Linked DNA regions of Homo sapiens: region 1 is linked to region 2. Evidence: chromatin loops called from intact Hi-C (ENCODE). Cell type or tissue: heart right ventricle. All regions are shown on one strand.

Region 1 (8,000 bases), 260 kb before region 2:
GGAACTCCCCACGAGGCCATCAGGGCAGGCTGGGGGTGAGAAGGCAGGGTGGCAGGAGTGGAGACCATGGGCATTTGAGCCACTTCCTAATGTAACTTACTTGTGCCTTCAGGACCTGCTCAAGCCTGATCACGTATATGCCACTTTCATCTGATGATGGAATGCTGCTGTGCGTGACTCACTTTATGGCTAGATGTGTCAGAAAGCACCCAGTTCGTGATAGGCAGTTCAGGTTGCATGGTGACTTGATGACTCATAGTCAAATGTTCAGTTTCTACCAAAGCCCAGTAATAGGCCAAGAGCTGTCTCTCAAAAGGAGAGTAGTTATCTGCAGAAGATGACAGGGCTTAGATCCAAAATCCTAGAAGCCTCCATTGCAATTCACCTATGGAGGCCTGCCAAAGGCTACAAACGGCATCCCTACCTGCCACTGACACCTCAAGCACCATTGGATCTGCTGGGTCATATGGCCCAAATGGCAGAGCAGCTTGCACAGCTGCCTGGACCTATTGCAGAACCTTCTCCTGTTCTGGACCTCACTCAAAACTGGTAGCCTTTTGGGTCACTCAATAAATGGGCCGGAGAAACACAGTAGGATTCTCGATAAAATTGGGCTCTTGGCCAGCCATGGCACTTTGTAATTCCTGTATTACCGGCACCTTTGGAGGCTGAGGTGGGTAGATCACTTGAGGTCCATAGTTTGAAACCAGCCTGGCCAACACAGCGAAACCCCGTCTCTACTAAAAAAATACAAAAAATTAGCTGGGCATGGTGGCGCATTGCCTGTAATCAGCTACTGAGGAGGTTGAGGCAGGAGAATCGCTTAAACCCAGGAGGCAGAGGTTGCAGTGAGCCAAGTTCACACCACTGCACTCCAGCCTGGGTGACAGAGAAAGACCCTGTCTCAAAAAAGAGAAAGAGCTCTTGAGGACATGCCCAAAGATGGGGCCTTGTTGACGAAGAGCTCAAAGGAGCCTGGCTAGAGTTTGGTCAAGGAGAGAGTTTTTGACACCACCTGCTTGAGCACGACCCAACAGCTCTTGCCCCATGCCTGACTTTGCCTCCTATGCTGAGGACTCTCTTCTTCTCTCCTGCCCTAAGGCATCTCTGTTGCTGCTGAGACACCAGGTGGCCTAGACCCCAACATGTGTGACCTGGAAGTGAGCAGGGTGGTTAACACTTTGATCAGTGAGGGACAGAAGCTGGTCAAATGATAAATTGGGAGAACTTATTGGAAAGGATAAACTCTGATACTGTCCTCCCAATGAGCGCACACTGTCCTAAGATGTGTGTACAACCTGTCGGAGGACAGTGACAAATTGGAGCAATCGATCGCTTTCCATGCCAACTTGGCATGCACCTTCTTATATTTGCTGTCATTCATTCCTGACCTCATTCCTGTTTCCCCTCACTCTATCATCCCTGGGACTGCACTTCCCAATAAAATATTAGTGTATAATCATTTGCCTCCAGCTCTGTTTTCTAGAGAATCTAGGCTGAGACAACTAGCACTGTGATGCCCAGAGGAGACTGGGATTCAAAGAATATTATGTTTGAAGACCTTTATGCTCAGTAGAATCCTTACGTGATGCAAGATTAAGTTAGGATTAATATCCGGATCATGCTTGAGGCTAGCTCTGTTTTAAGAAGGCTTTCACAGGGAGCCCCTCTCTTGCTCTTGACATTTAGAAGTATGGGAAGGTACAGTCCTTTTCCTGAGCTGTCTGACTTTTAGCTGCCAGACACACCTGTAGCAGCCGCCAGATGATGCAGGCTCTTCCTCCTTAGTAACCATCTGTCTACAATGATGGGCAGCCTCAAGGGAGGGTCTCCTCTACCATCTCCCTCTCGTTTCTTCTCCTTGGTCTCTCAACCCCTCTGAATAGCTGAATACCTCCCCTCTTTATATCTTAGCTTTCTGTGGACCAAAACCCAGAAAGGCAAGGGGCTGTGCACCCAGGCGCATAGTTACAATCTGACACCCAATAGATACTTTACGTTCCAGGATGTATCAAAAGCAGGTGGCAGTGGGCGCGGTGGCTCACGCCTGTAATCTCAGCACTTTGGGAGGCCGAGGTGGGTGGATCACTTGTCAGGAGTTCAAGACCAGCCTGGCCAACATGGTGAAACCCCATCTCTACTAAAAATACAAAAATTAGCTGGGCCTGGTGGTGGGTGCCTATAATCCCAGCTACTTGGGAGGCTGAGACAAGAACTGCTTGAACCCGGGATGCAGAGGTTACGGTGAGCCGAGATGGTGCTACTGCACTCCAGCCTAAGCAACAGAGCAAGGTTCTGTCTCAAAAAAAAAAAAAAAAAAATACATGTGGCAAATAAGCACATGAGAACAGTTTTGACATCATTAGTTATTAGGGAGACTCAAGTTAAAACCACAATGAGCTACCAAAAAAAAAAAAAAAAAAAAAGAAAGAACAAAAGCATGTGCAAATCTGTCAAAATCATGATATGAAAATGTGTACACAACATAATGCAGTGTGCCAGCATTCACTGAGATTTCAAAGTCAATTCAAGCAATAGCTATCAGCGCTGGTCCTGTGCTAATCTTAAAATGGCACAAGGCAGTTACGGTCACAGGTGCTTCCCACACACCAGGCATGTACCGAACGTTTCATGTAAGTGTTTCATTTTGAATCAAAACCTTGTGAGGTAGACTATTATTATCTCTAATTTACAAAGGAGGCAAATGAGCTTCAGAGAGAAAAGGAACTTGCCAGAATCTCACAACTGGCTGAACCAAAATTCGGATCCAGGACTTTCTAACTGCAAAGCCCACAATCATAAGCCTTGTGCTTCCCCCATATCCTGTTGGCCCTGACTTCCTTACACGCCTACGAAGTCCTCTGTGATCTCTGCCTGAGGGTTTTCTCCTCTGCACACATGTTGGGCTGCAAGTGCTCAGGAGTTGATACTCCCAAGAGCAGCCCCAGCTGATGATGAATGAGCATTGGAGGGTAAGCATCAGCTTCCTTGCCCCTTGCGGGCCTTAACCCTGGTAGGTTCTGCACAGTCTTCTGAAGGTTCCCAGTTGTCTGCAGTGAAAACCCACTCAGCAACACACAAAATTGGCTTCCTTCTCTTCCCTGTCTCATTTCCCAACTCCCCTAGTGGGATCACTTTCCAAATCAACAGTGTGTACTGAAACTCCTGTCTCAGAGTCTGCTGCTCGGGGGCGGGTGGGGTGGAAGATAGACTCGGTGGGAGGTAGGGTTCCTTATTCTGGAAGAACTTACATATTCTTATGGAGAAAACACACACACACACACACACACACACACACACACACACACACACACGCATGCACAGAGAAGTAGAGAAATAACAAAGACTGTCTCCTGAAGGTAGAACTGCGTGGTATCATGTATCAAAGATAGAATGGGCCTGATGGTACAAAGTGAAGGCAGCTGCACCTGATGACCCCTCACTTTTTTTTTTTTTTTTTTTTTTTGAGACAGGGTTTCACTCTGTCACCCAGGCTGGAGTGCAGTGGTGCTATCTCAGCTTACTGCAACATCTGCCTCCCTGGTTCAAGTAATTCTCCTGCCTCAGCCTCCCACGTAGCTGAGTTTACAGGTGTGCACCACCACACCTGGCTAGTTTTTGTATTTTTAGTAGAGACAGGGTTTTACCATGTTGTCCAGACTGATCTCAAACTCTCGACCTAAGGTGATCCTCCCACCTCAGCCTCCCAAAGTGCTGGAATTACAGGTGTGAGCCACCATGCCTAGTCGACCCCTGATGTTTTGACTGAAAGACCTCAGATTCTCTCCCTTGTGCCACCACCCAGGAGGGTACAAACAGAACAAAATCTGGGCCTTAGGCCTTTCCTCTGATTCCTTAGGGGAATCATATCTGCCCAGCACACTGGGCTGGCTTTGCACAACAGTAAAGTTTATTGCCACGTGAGAGGTGCTAATGTTTTACCACTGAGAATATCTCAGAAGTTAGAACCTCAGGTCCTTCAGTTGTCTTAGCTATGGATGAAAAACCTTCCATCACCCAGCTGCTTGGGTCTTAAGATAGGAAGTGACAGCTACGGTCTTAAGGTAGGAAGCAGTATGTTTTGAGAGCGATCTGTCATTTCTCCACATTTGGCCCACTAGAGTCTTTCTTACTTGAGCACTAAAACATGCTTCTGACCTCTGATCAAAACGGTGTTGATGATACAGAGTCATGTGCCTGACTCAGGCCATGCAAATCACCCCACCGCCAACTCCTAATTCCCTCAAGGATTATCAAAAGAACATAAATAAAGGGTCGACTGCCTCCATTATCCAGCATTCAACTCCTTTTTCGATGTGGGCATGAAAGCAGAGAGCTGTGTAGTTGGTTGAATGATGGCCCCCTAAAAATATGTCCACCTAGTACCTGTGAATGTGACCTTATTTGGAGAAAGGGTCTTGGCAGGTGCAATTAAGCAAGGCTCTCAAGATGAGATCATCTTGGATCATCTGGATAAGTCTTCAGTGGAATGCACGTGTTCATATAAGAGACAGAAGATAAGAAGACAGAGGAGGAAAAGTCCACATGAAGGCAGAGGCCGAGATTGGAGTGATGTGGCCACAAACTAAGCAATGCCAGGCTCCACCAGAAGCTGGAAGCAGCAGGGAACAGAATCCCTGCTACAGCCTCCAGAGGGAGTGCAGTCCTGCTGACACCTTGACTTTAAATTTCTAGCTTCCAGACAGTGACAGAGTACATTTCTGTTTTCCTAACCGAGCCAGTTTTTGTGGTATCTGTTACAGCAGCCACGGGAAACTAATACAAGTTGCTAACAATTTTTGGCCCTAACAACGTTTTCAGGGCTTTAACCCTTAATCTTCATAATGATGCTTTAAATGTTTTAATTAAATTAATTTTTTTCTTCTTATAACGAAGCTTTTTGGGTTCTTTTAGAAACTGGGTCTCGCTCCGTTGCCCAGGCTAGGGTGCAGTGGCGTGACTGTAGCTCACTGTAACCTCAACCTTCTGGCCTCAAGCAGTCCTCCCACTTCTGCCTCTCAAAGTGCAGGGATTACAGGAGTGAGCTACTGCACCCAGCCCATAATGATAATTTAAGGTAAGGATTGTTTTTGCTTCATTTCATAGGCAAGGAAACTGAAAAGCAGAGAGTTAAAGTGACTTATCCAGGTACATTAAGCAAGAAAATGGCCAAGCTTGACTTCAAATCCAGGCTATCTGATCCCAGAGCTAGTACCTTTAATGACTGTGGCCTCCTGCTTCTCCAAGCGGAATTACAAGCAGAATCCACCCCCTCCTGCCTCATGTGTGTAGTAATTGTTGGAACGCGGTTCCTTGCCTCTCACAACAGTTCCCTGTGCTCCCCTGGCAGGCAGGATATATACACATCTGACTGGGCTGAGCTAATTGGACTCTAAATCTGCAGGGAGTGAGGCAAAGCCGCAGGGTGGTTAATTTCTTCCTGGCGGTGGTAGTGGTGGCATCCTAGGCAGATGCTTCCTGTTAAAATTCATTGTGGTTCTTCCTGTTGATTGACCTACTGCAACTGCCTTGATTCCTGCCCTGTCCAGTCCCCAATATTCTTTCTCAATTCCTTCTCCACTGAAGAAAGCCAGAGTTAATTTCTGTTGTTTGAAATCAAAAATCTGTCTAATGCAGAGGAAAAGCTGGCACCTGGTGAACCCCAGGCAAAGCAAACATCTCAATGTAATCCTCAGCTTACCCTGTGCCTTCTTTGAGGCTGAGCTCAGCACTGGGGCCAGTGCCCCTGCCTCAAATAGATCAGTTTTACAAACTATTAGGAGGTAATATAGATGGGGCTGATGATCTCAAGGAAAATGAGAAAGGGAATTTATAGCACTGCCCAGACTGAACTTCATAAAACTCTAAAAACCTCTCTGTCTTCCCCGTCACTTCCTCTTAAGGAGTTGGCTATCTCATCTTCTCCAGCCCCTGGCCTCTGTGCATTTCCACTCTGACCATCAGCTCACATTCCCTACTCAAGAGAAAGGAGCCCTGGATTTCTCCCTTTAAAAATCAGTTCAGGCCAGAGGTGGTGGCCTACTCCTATAATCCCAGCACTTTAGGAGGCCAAGACAGGAGGATCACTTGAGCCTAGGAATTTGAGACCAGCCTGGATGATATAGTAAGATCCTGTCTCTACAAAAAAAAAAAAAAAGCTGGACATGGTGTCAGTCATCTATAGTACCAGCTACTCAGGAGGCTGAGAGGGGAGGATCATTGAGCCTGGGAGGTTGAGGCTGCAGTGAGCCATGATCATACCACTGCATTCTAGCTTGGGTGACAGAGCAAGATCCTGTTTGCTTAAAACAAAAACAAAAAACTAGTTCAATGAACATACACTGTTTCTCAAACATTCTTGGATATTCAAACTGCACAGGATGTAACTTATGGGCCTCCATATATTTGCTCAGCTTCACTATTCTAAGCTTTAATCTTTAAGCAACATGAGCTAAAACATCTCCTCATAAAAATAGATGTTTCTTGGGTGGCTGGGCATACACTGTCCTGGAGAAAATAAAATTATCCTCTCAATATTCTATCAGGGAGGGGCTCACATCTGTATCCTAGGTCCCCATATTCTAATCCCCGCAGCAGCATCAGTCTCCCCTGGAGTAAAGGCAAAGCCTTCCCATGACCCCCGTCATGCCCACTCTGAGGCCCAGGACTGACCTGACTCATCAGGGCCCTGGCTCCTCCCTCTAATTCCAGGCGCAGGAGAAGCATCATGCTTTGGGGCGTGGAATTTGGCTTCCTCAGTGGCTGCTTAGATGGAGATGACACCACCCAGAAATGGCATGAGTCAATGCCCCATGGAGCTAATGTTGACCAAGGAGAGACCTGGCAGTGAAGGAGCCACAGTTAAATTCCTTGCACTTTGCTCCCCTGATGGACTCTTCTGAGGCTTAGGAGTACCTCTTTTACTTCTCTGCAGATGTACTGCATGAACAAGCAACCTGCTGTGTTTCATTGTGAAGCTGTGGCCAGCCCAATTGGTAATGCACCACCTACATTTGCGTTCCTTCCTTCTCCACCTCATTTCTTTGTTCCCTTATTCTTGTGGCCTGTGATTGCACCCCCAATAAGCACGGTCAGGTAAGCATCATCTCAGGCTCTATTTTCTATGGAATGTGAGCTAAAATATCTCCCAAGAAAAATAGCTCCTTCTTATGTGGGAGGGCAGATTTTGCTCTGAAGAAAATAATAATTTTATTACATTATTATACCACAGAAGAGTCCTAAAGCCATATGCCAGAAACCTTAAAGAACTTCTGCAAAATGTGACGGTTCAAGACAAGATTAAAGACTGGCTTGACCTGACTTCACAGAAACAATGAATTCGGAAAGCAAACAGAGGAGTCTGCATGAATGGAGTAAAATTATTACTGTTATCATTGTCATCATCATCTTCACAGCTAACACTTTCTCTGAGCTTACCATATGCTGGGCACTCTTCTATGCACCCTATATCTAGGCTCATAGAATCCTCACGACATAAACCCAGGAGGTCAGCATTATTAATATCTCCATTTTATGGAGGAAGAAACTGAGGTTCAGCCCAGTCAAGTAACTTACCCCAAATCACATAGCTAGAAAGTGGTGGAACTGGGACTTGAACCCAGGCAGTCTAGTTTCAGGGCCCTGCCCATTAACATTACTATCTTGCATGGTCTTTCTCCTTCATCTGAGTATCAGTGATTCAGACATGGATGAATACAGTCTCTGAAAGAAACTTAGCCCATCTCAGTAATTTGCAAATATAGGCTATTCTCTGAATAAATAAGAAAACAAAAAAGAATTTACTGTTTGTGGCAATGGAAAGGGGCCAATGTGAAAACAGCAAATTTATCTTGAAAGAAAAACATGTGAAACTAGGTAAGTCATCATTAGTATTTTCAAGATAACTTAAAGACCCATCATATCTATTAAATGACAGCAGGTTGTCATGAAGAATAAACATAATCCAAGATCCATAATCCAGTCTATAAAGACTGCAGATG
Region 2 (8,000 bases):
ACAGATATGAGACTTTTGATAATTCCTACTCGTGGTAGAAAATGTCACCAATAAAGAAAAGTATAAAGAGTAAACTTGGCCAGGCATGGTGGCTCATGCCTGTAATCCCAGCACTTTGGGAGGCCGAGGCGGGTGGATCACCTAAGGTCAGGAGTTTGAGACCAGCCTGGCCAACACGGTGAAACAGTGTCTCTATCAAAAATACAAAATATGCCAGGAGTGGTGGTGCACACCTGTAGTCCCAGCTACTCAGGAACTGAGGCAGGAGAATCGCTTGAACCCGGGAGGCAGAGGTTGCAGTGAGTCAGATCGCACCACTGCACTCCAACTCCAGCCTAGGTGACAGAGCAAGACTCCATCTCAAAAAAAAAAAAAAAAAAAAAAAGAGTAAACTCAAGTCAGCCATTACCCAGGCTCTTCATGTCTGGATCTTGCCCACCCCCTGCCTCCAGCCCCACACAGCAGGGTCATGTCTCTCCCAGACCTCTCCAGGGACAACTGCTCCCTGGCAGCCTGAGGAAGCATCTTGCTGTCTCACCAGTCCATCAGCAAGGAGGCACTTCTTGCAGTCTACCCTGCAGTCTCAGCTGATACAATAGAAGTCAGCTCCTGTGTTCTCAGCCTGCACATCCCCCACCAAGATGGGAGGCCAGAAACAGAATATTTCTTCTGGCAGCTGCCAGCACTCACATGAACAAGAAAAACTCTGGGAATAAAACAAAAGTAAATACAAGTATTCAGCTTCATCCCATACAAAAGCCCTACTGACTCGCGATTAAAATGGGAGAAAGGATGTCCAGGCACCAAGAATGCAACTTTTTTTTTTTCCTTTTAGGAGGCAACCAATCAAACTGAGAAGAGAGCAGCAAAGACCATGCTCCTTGTGGCAGAGATAAACAATGGAGATGGGAAGGAGAGACAAAAAAGGTAGGGGGAAATGTTAAGGAAAGCAGGGACCGATTTTGTCAACGACAGGGCTCCTATTTTCTGAGAGGGATAAGCAGTCTAGGAGACTGCTCAGAAGCGGTCCAGAAGGGAGGCTCAGAGCATCAAGGAAAGAAGACAAACTCTGGAATTCTCCGCATGAGGGCTTAGATGTACATTCATTCATTCATTCATTCCCTGGTCAACAAATTTGTATTAAGCACATGACACATGCTGAATGTGCCGGGCATGGGTGGACACAAAATGCTCAGGCCCTGCCCTCACTGAGCTTAATCCAAAGGGATAGACAGGCGGTGGGCAAAGCCCTCAAATAAATACACAGCCACAAACTGTAATAAAGGACACTAACCCAGAACACTAAGAAAGAGTATCAGGTGAGCCATTCTCTCTCAGGGTGGTCAGAGAAGGCCCCTCTGATAAGGCAGCTCTTAACCCAAGTCCAGAGAATGAAGAGGAGGCCCCTGAGTCTGTCAAGGCAGAAAGGACCCATGTTCAAGGATGGAAGAAACCACTGGTACTGGAGCTTTATGTGTGATGAGGGGAAAAGAGCCAGGTGGGCTGGGAGGAGGAGGGAGGGTCCAGACTACACAGGGACACCTGGGTGCTTATAGAGCTTAGATTTTAGCCAAAGGACAGAGCCTCTTTTCTAAACCACCCCCCACCAGTGGGGTCCTATTCGTGGCACCTGCATTCATTTGAACAAAAGAAATGCAATTTACTTGAGGTCTCATTTGTTTGGGTAACAGACAGTGCTCATCTTCAGGAGAACAGGGGCCTTTACAGTAACTCCCCCAGCACTCCCAGCCCACAAACCAGGAACTCCTGACTTGGAACATAGTAAGAAACAACCAAGAGACCTCCAACAATCGTGTGGGGAGGAACGAAGGGACAGAGACAAAACAGTGTCAAAAGCCAGCTTTCATGGAAGCCATTGAACAGCCTTCTCCCACCTCCAGGTCCTCACCTGGCCTAGGAAGAAGCCCCACCCTCAGGCAGCCTGAAGCTTTGTTACTCACAGTGTGGCCTGGAAGCACCACCAGGAAGCTTGGCAGAAATGTGGACTGTAGGAGTTTCTCATTGTTCCTGTCACAAATTACCACCAACTTAGTAGCTCCAAACAACATGAATGTGTTCTTTTAAAGTTCTGTAGTTCAGAAGTCTGAAATGGGTCTCACTGGGCAAAAATCAAGGTGTCAGCAGGATCTCAAATCTGCAATCCTAGAGGCTCTGGGGGGAGAATCCACCTCCTTGCTCTCCCCAGCACCTAGAGGCTGCCTGCATCCCTTGGCTCGTGACTTCCTTCCTCCACTTTCAAGGCCAGCAAGAGCAGGTTGAGTCCTTTTCATGCTGACCTCTCTTCCTGCCTCCCTCTCCTCCACATAAGCACCCAGTGATTCCACCAGGCCCACCTGCATAATCCAGGATAATCTCCCCATCTCAAAGTCAGCCACTCAGCTACCTTAATTCCATCTGCAAACTTAACGTCCCTTAACCATGTAAACCAACATATTCACAGGTCCTGGGGATTAGGAAGCGAAATCTTTGAGGGGCTGTTATTCTGCCCACCGCATAGATGCAAAGGCCCCACCTGCACCGACTGAATCATCTGCCTTGGAATGAGATGCACAGGTGGCTCAGATGCACATTCAAGTTTGAGAAGCCCTGGCCTCCTTGCCCATCCAGGGCTGACGTCTCCTGGGCTGTACCCAGCACTGCCAGACTGCTGTGTTCAATTAGGCCTCAAGAACCCCTCCCTGAAGTCTGATTATCTCAGCCGGGTTGCCACAGCTGCAAACATTTCCTCTCTCTCCACATGCACTCCCATCCTTCATGGAGAAGGGGGTCTTTTGTCCGGAAGCCTGGACTTGGAGGCAGCCTCTTGTAGGGGGTCTGAGGTTTCTGAAATGTTTCCTTGGGGGAGGAAATGGGATTTGCATCTAGATATGGAACTTGAACACATCAGGGCAGAAGAGCAGAGTTTGCTCGTCTCCCATGGCAGGTCTGAGGATGGCTGGTTTTGGGGAAAGGTCAGCAAAGCTTGGCAACAACTGATTCCCTGCAACTCACTGCAATACAGGCTCCCAGATCTGGCAGGGAGGGGCTCTGGATGTTTTACAGATGAGGAAACTGAGGTTCAGAGAGGATGTGACTTGCTCAAGGTCACACAGGAGTGGAGAAGTTAGGAAAACAGGGAGCTGGGCCAGCGGGGCTATGCCGCACACCCCTGCATCTAGCTGTCATTTGGGGGGGTATTTCTCAACTGAGGGTCACCCCCCACAGGAAGGAGAGAGCAGGGATTAAGATCGCCAGACCTCTGGCTCCATCTGCTCTGAGGGAAAAATGATCACAGCAAATGCCTGGACTCAGCCTGATCCAGCCAGCTCCTCCATTTCCTCCAGACCAGAGCCGCCAGCCAAACTTGGAATTTTCCAAGCAGCCAGTTCAGCCATGGAAGCCCTCCAGGTGTCACCATCTGGGTCCAGCGACTCCAGGGCCCCAGTGGGAGGAAGAAGCACGTGCACTCACTGGGAACGCTGACCCAGAGCATTTCCTTCCTGCAGTAGACTCATCCCAGCCCGGCAAGAGTTCAGAACCAGCAGCCAGTTCCTGGCACACTGCCAGAGCCCCAGACAGATGCCAGGAATGACACTTCTTGGAGGTGCCCACTTCCAGGCAGAGCGCTTCTTTTGCCTGTCCCAGAGCCATCCCTTGCCCCAGCCCCACTGAGGAGCTGACATTTGGAAGCATCCCTCCACACCCCAGCAATGCTCAACCTCCCTTTGCTGCTGAAAAACATCTGGCCGGCTTGGCACCTAAGCTGGGTAAAAATAGCATGCCATCTTGTGAGCAGGCACCATGCCATTACAGCAGATGGAGACCTGCACTGCCAGCCAAGAGACTGCTGAATGGCAACAGACGCATTTGCAAGGGACAGGATTCACAGCTGGAAGGGTCAGAGGGCGGAAGTCAGGACCCTAGTGAGAGGGGCAGGAGGTGAAACGAGAGGGCCAGAGATTGGGGCAGGACCCCTCTGCCCTTCACAGGTGGGACCAGGCAGGGGAAGAGAGAAAATACCCTTGAACGCTAGAAGGCTGCAGAGCACACTAGTGAAGTCCTGGCTTTGAGGCCAGATGAACACACATTTAAATCTTACCTCTACCTTTACCAGCTATGTGACCCTGGGCCGGCTGTTTAACCTCTCCGAGTCTTAGTGTAAAATATACTCTGTAGGGTTCTGAGAAAGATAGTCCATCATTGTTTCTTTGCATATGCATTTTAGTGAGTGTCTCCCATGTGCCAGGCAGGCCCTGTGTTAGGTGTGGGATGTGGTGGTGAGCATGGGCCACCAACTTTTCTTCCAGCATGGGAGACAGACGTGAATTAAAAAAATGACACGAATAAAAGTAAAATGTCAACAGAGATAGATAGGTACTTCAAGCAGAAGGTTTGTGGTGCAATCAGAGCACATAATAAGGGCATGGGGGGAGCAGGGGTGACCAAGTCAAGGAAGATGTTCCCCAAGGAAGGGACAATTAAGATCCAAAGGATGAGTAGGGAATTATGTAGGGAAAAATGAGAGAAGGTATGTTAAGTCCTTAGCACAGTGCCTGGGATCTGATAAGTGTTGGTAAGTGGAATAGATTATTCATGAACACTTACTGAAAATAAAATCATAACCATAGCAATCTCTTCCACCAAGGGGTTACAGTGCAAGGCTTGGGCCTTTGGTGCCGTGAAGAGTCATGTCACAAGAGAGTCTGACCCGTGTCAACTGGCAAGGGAGCCAGAGGCGAATGGATGTTAGAAATAAAAACTCATAAAAATATCTCAAGCCTCTGGTGAGGCCCATTTGCAGGCCTCAGATACTGCAGTTCAAGCAACAAACCTCCTGAGAGGTTTGGACAGGTTGGCCAAGGCCCAGCCAGCTTTGCAGGCATGCTTTCTCCCCCTTTCTACAGGCAGCCTGCGCAAAAGCCGGGACCTTGCCTGCTCAAGCCTCCATTGCCCTGGCCCGAGCATGGCACAGGCTCCCTTTCTGTCCCCATTGACTGCAGGCCCTTGGCTGCCGCACACTGAACCTCACCCTTGGGGCAGAGCCAGCTTGTAGGGTGAGCAGGAGGCAGATTTCCCTCTTGGAATACAGACTGCCTTTGGATGAATATACAGACTCGAAGGGAGAGATGCTGGGAAGCAGGGTGAGGTCCCTTATGAAATGTCGGTCCCCAAACTCTGAGAGATGCCATGCTGTGTGGAGTCAAAGGTGACCCCTTCCTCACTGGCTGGAATGCCCACCAGCCAACAAGCAAACCATGCAGAAGCCTCCTGCGACCTGAATATCAGGCACATCATGTGCCTGTGTCCCTCAAAGAGGGATGAGGCAGAGGAAAGTAGCCAAGGGGTTGCTGCATTGAACGCCCCTGGTGCCCTGCCTTCCACCCTCCCCACCCACGCTTTGCCTCCAGCCGATGCTGCAGCCATCACGTGTGCCCACATCTCTCACTTTTCACACTGGGGATTCCCGGCTGCCATTTCATGCAGGAACGCACTCTGCTATTCTGCTGCCTGCCCAAACCCAACACACCAAACCCAACACATCATGGGCAATCTTTGACCCATGGAGGGCAGGAGCCAGTATACAATTACTTCCCTCTCTGTTCTTCAGCTAGACAATTCTTAGGACTCTTCTACGTGGCTTCTCAGAGGGTCCTGGCAGCCCTGAGCCCCATGGTCCACAGTGATGATCGGCTCAATAACATATTCTGCATTGCTTTCTTTCCTGCCCTGTCTCCAGTCTGTGAGGACAACATAAACTACCTGCATGCAAGCCTTTGTTCTGTAGCTCTGCTTTCTTGGGGTAACCCAAGCCAAGGCAGTGGTCTTCCTGCTGTCTCCCCACCAGCTGTCAGGAGAACTGGGGCTTACAGTGGCATGTGGGGCAGTTCTGTGGTCAAGAAGCCAGAGAGTTCCTGCCCCCTCCTCTCCTGGCTGGAGACTGAACAGCTGGATGGGATGAACTTCTCTAGTTGTCATGTGGGAAGGGCCCTTAGCCTGATGCCTTCCAAATGAATGTACAATAGAACTCTTCTGCCAATAGAATCATATGGATAGAGTGAATATTTGTTATTTGGGACTGTTGATCATTTATTCCTTTTTCCTAGAGAACCTGGCTTACTTCTTAGAAAAACACCTCATGACTCTTTGTGAGGTCTTGGTTGGAAAGATTTTTGGGTGACCACTGCCCACTTTGGAAGTCCAAGAGGTCATGGCTTCTCTTCCTGCCCCAGAGGCAGGCTCAGCCCACTGAAAGCCTTCTCCCTAGATTCAGTCTTAACAAGAAAGCCAAGGCTAATGGTCTGGCTGGAAGGCAGCCTGCATGATGGCAGCATGCCCACCTGCTGGGGTTCCCAATCCAGCTTTTCAGAACTCTCTTGGCATTGTTTCCTCCAACCCCAAGCCTGGCCCTCCAGCATCTTATTTAATCTTTGAATAACTCTCTCTACCTCTACCGTCCTTTTAATTAGTTTCCTTCTCTGGGTAGGGAAGTCTGTTTCTACAGCTAGCAACCAGTAATGCTTACTGATACTCACAGAACCCTAATATTTAAAATGGATAAAAATAGAGATACTCTATTGAAATGGGGAAGAGTGAGCAAGAGCTCCTCCCTTGAATCATACCCCTAACAATAGCCTCCCTGTTATCTCCAGAGTGCCACCAAGGCCTCAAAGAGCTTAATGTGAAACCCTTGGTCTCATCCCATCCTCTTTGTAGAGGTGAGGAAAGAGAAGCAAGAGAAGTCTGCTGATTTGCCAAGATCTCAGCACTGCTTACTGATGGTGTTCTATTCCCAGAGCCACGGCCTTTCTACCACACCATGGTAGCTGCCTTGCCAGAATATGGGAGACAAGGAGATACCACAGTGAAGCTCAGGGGCCATGCAGAGATCAAGGGAATAAAGTGGTCTCTCCTTTACTTCTCCCAGGTCACTATAAACAGCAACAGCAGGACAGACAGCCTTGGAGGGCTCCTTCATGGCATCAGACCCATTCCCCATCTCTGCTCTTCCAGTCCTCTGGCCTATGTAGGCATACTGGTACCATGACCCCCTCAGGTCATAATGACAGATACACATCTCAAAGTACTCTGCCAGCATTTCCCAAGGCATAGCTCCCAGCATCCTGCACCGACAAGATGCTCTGTAAAAAAAAATGAGTCCCATTGCTTCGCAGCTTTTTGGCTAAGATCAAGTGTGACATCTGTTCTTATCAATGAGACCAACAAGCATATGAGAAAAAGCTCAATATCACTGATCATTAGAGAAATGCAAATCAAAACCATAATGAGGTACCACCTCACACCGGTAAGAATGGCTACTTTTAAAAAGTCAAAAATAACAGATTGGTGAGCTTATGGAGAAAAGGGAATGCTTATACACTGTTGGTGGGAGTGTCAATTACTTCAACCATTGTAGAAAGTAGTGTGGCAATTCCACAAAGACCTAAAAACAGGACTACCATTCAACCCAGTAATCCCTTTGCTGGATATATACCCAAAGGAATATAAATCACTCCATCATAAAGATATGTGCACGCATATGTTCATGGCAGTACTATTCCCAATAGAAAAGACATGGAATCAACCTAAATGCCCATCAATGACAGATTGGATAAAGAAAATGTGGTATATATACACTATGGAATACAATGCAACCATAAAAAGGAATTAGATCGTGACATGGATGGAGCTGGAGGCCATTATCCTTAGCAATACTAACGCAGGAACAGAAAACCAAATACTGCATGTTCTCACTTATAAGTGGGAGCAAAATGATGAGAATCAATGAGCACAAAGAGGGGAACAACAGACACTGGAGCCTACTTGAGGGTGGAGGGTGGGAGGAAGGGGAGAATCAGAAAAAATAACTATTGGCTTAGTACCTGGGTGATGAAATAATCTGTACATCAAACCTCTGTGACACGAGTTTACCTATATTACAAACCTGCACATGTATACCTGAGCCTAAGATAAAAGTTTTAAAAACAACGAGTCCCTTAATA

Evidence for each region. A loop is a pair of places that touch in the nucleus more often than their neighbours do. Peaks named below come from ENCODE experiments on the same cell type or tissue, not always from the same donor. Only the 100,000 strongest peaks of a DNase experiment are listed, where the experiment ranks them.
Region 1: it touches region 2 in a loop (1.9-fold over the local background); 3 of 110 quality-filtered maps call a loop at or near these places.

The regions. Positions count from the first base shown.
Region 1 is chr3:71,982,595-71,990,594 of GRCh38, forward strand. No RefSeq gene overlaps it. Among named protein-coding and RNA genes, the nearest start is that of LINC00877, 110 kb to the right of the region's middle. RefSeq lists enhancers at 1-688, 58-407. In heart right ventricle, a CTCF peak has its summit at 4,653 (motif pointing right); no DNase peak of the experiment used is centred here.
Region 2 is chr3:72,241,897-72,249,896 of GRCh38, forward strand. No RefSeq gene overlaps it. Among named protein-coding and RNA genes, the nearest start is that of LINC00870, 95 kb to the left of the region's middle. RefSeq lists a silencer at 216-423. In heart right ventricle, a CTCF peak has its summit at 3,436 (motif pointing right); DNase peaks (open chromatin) are centred at 3,439, 3,785 and 5,036; H3K27ac peaks cover 1,513 bases.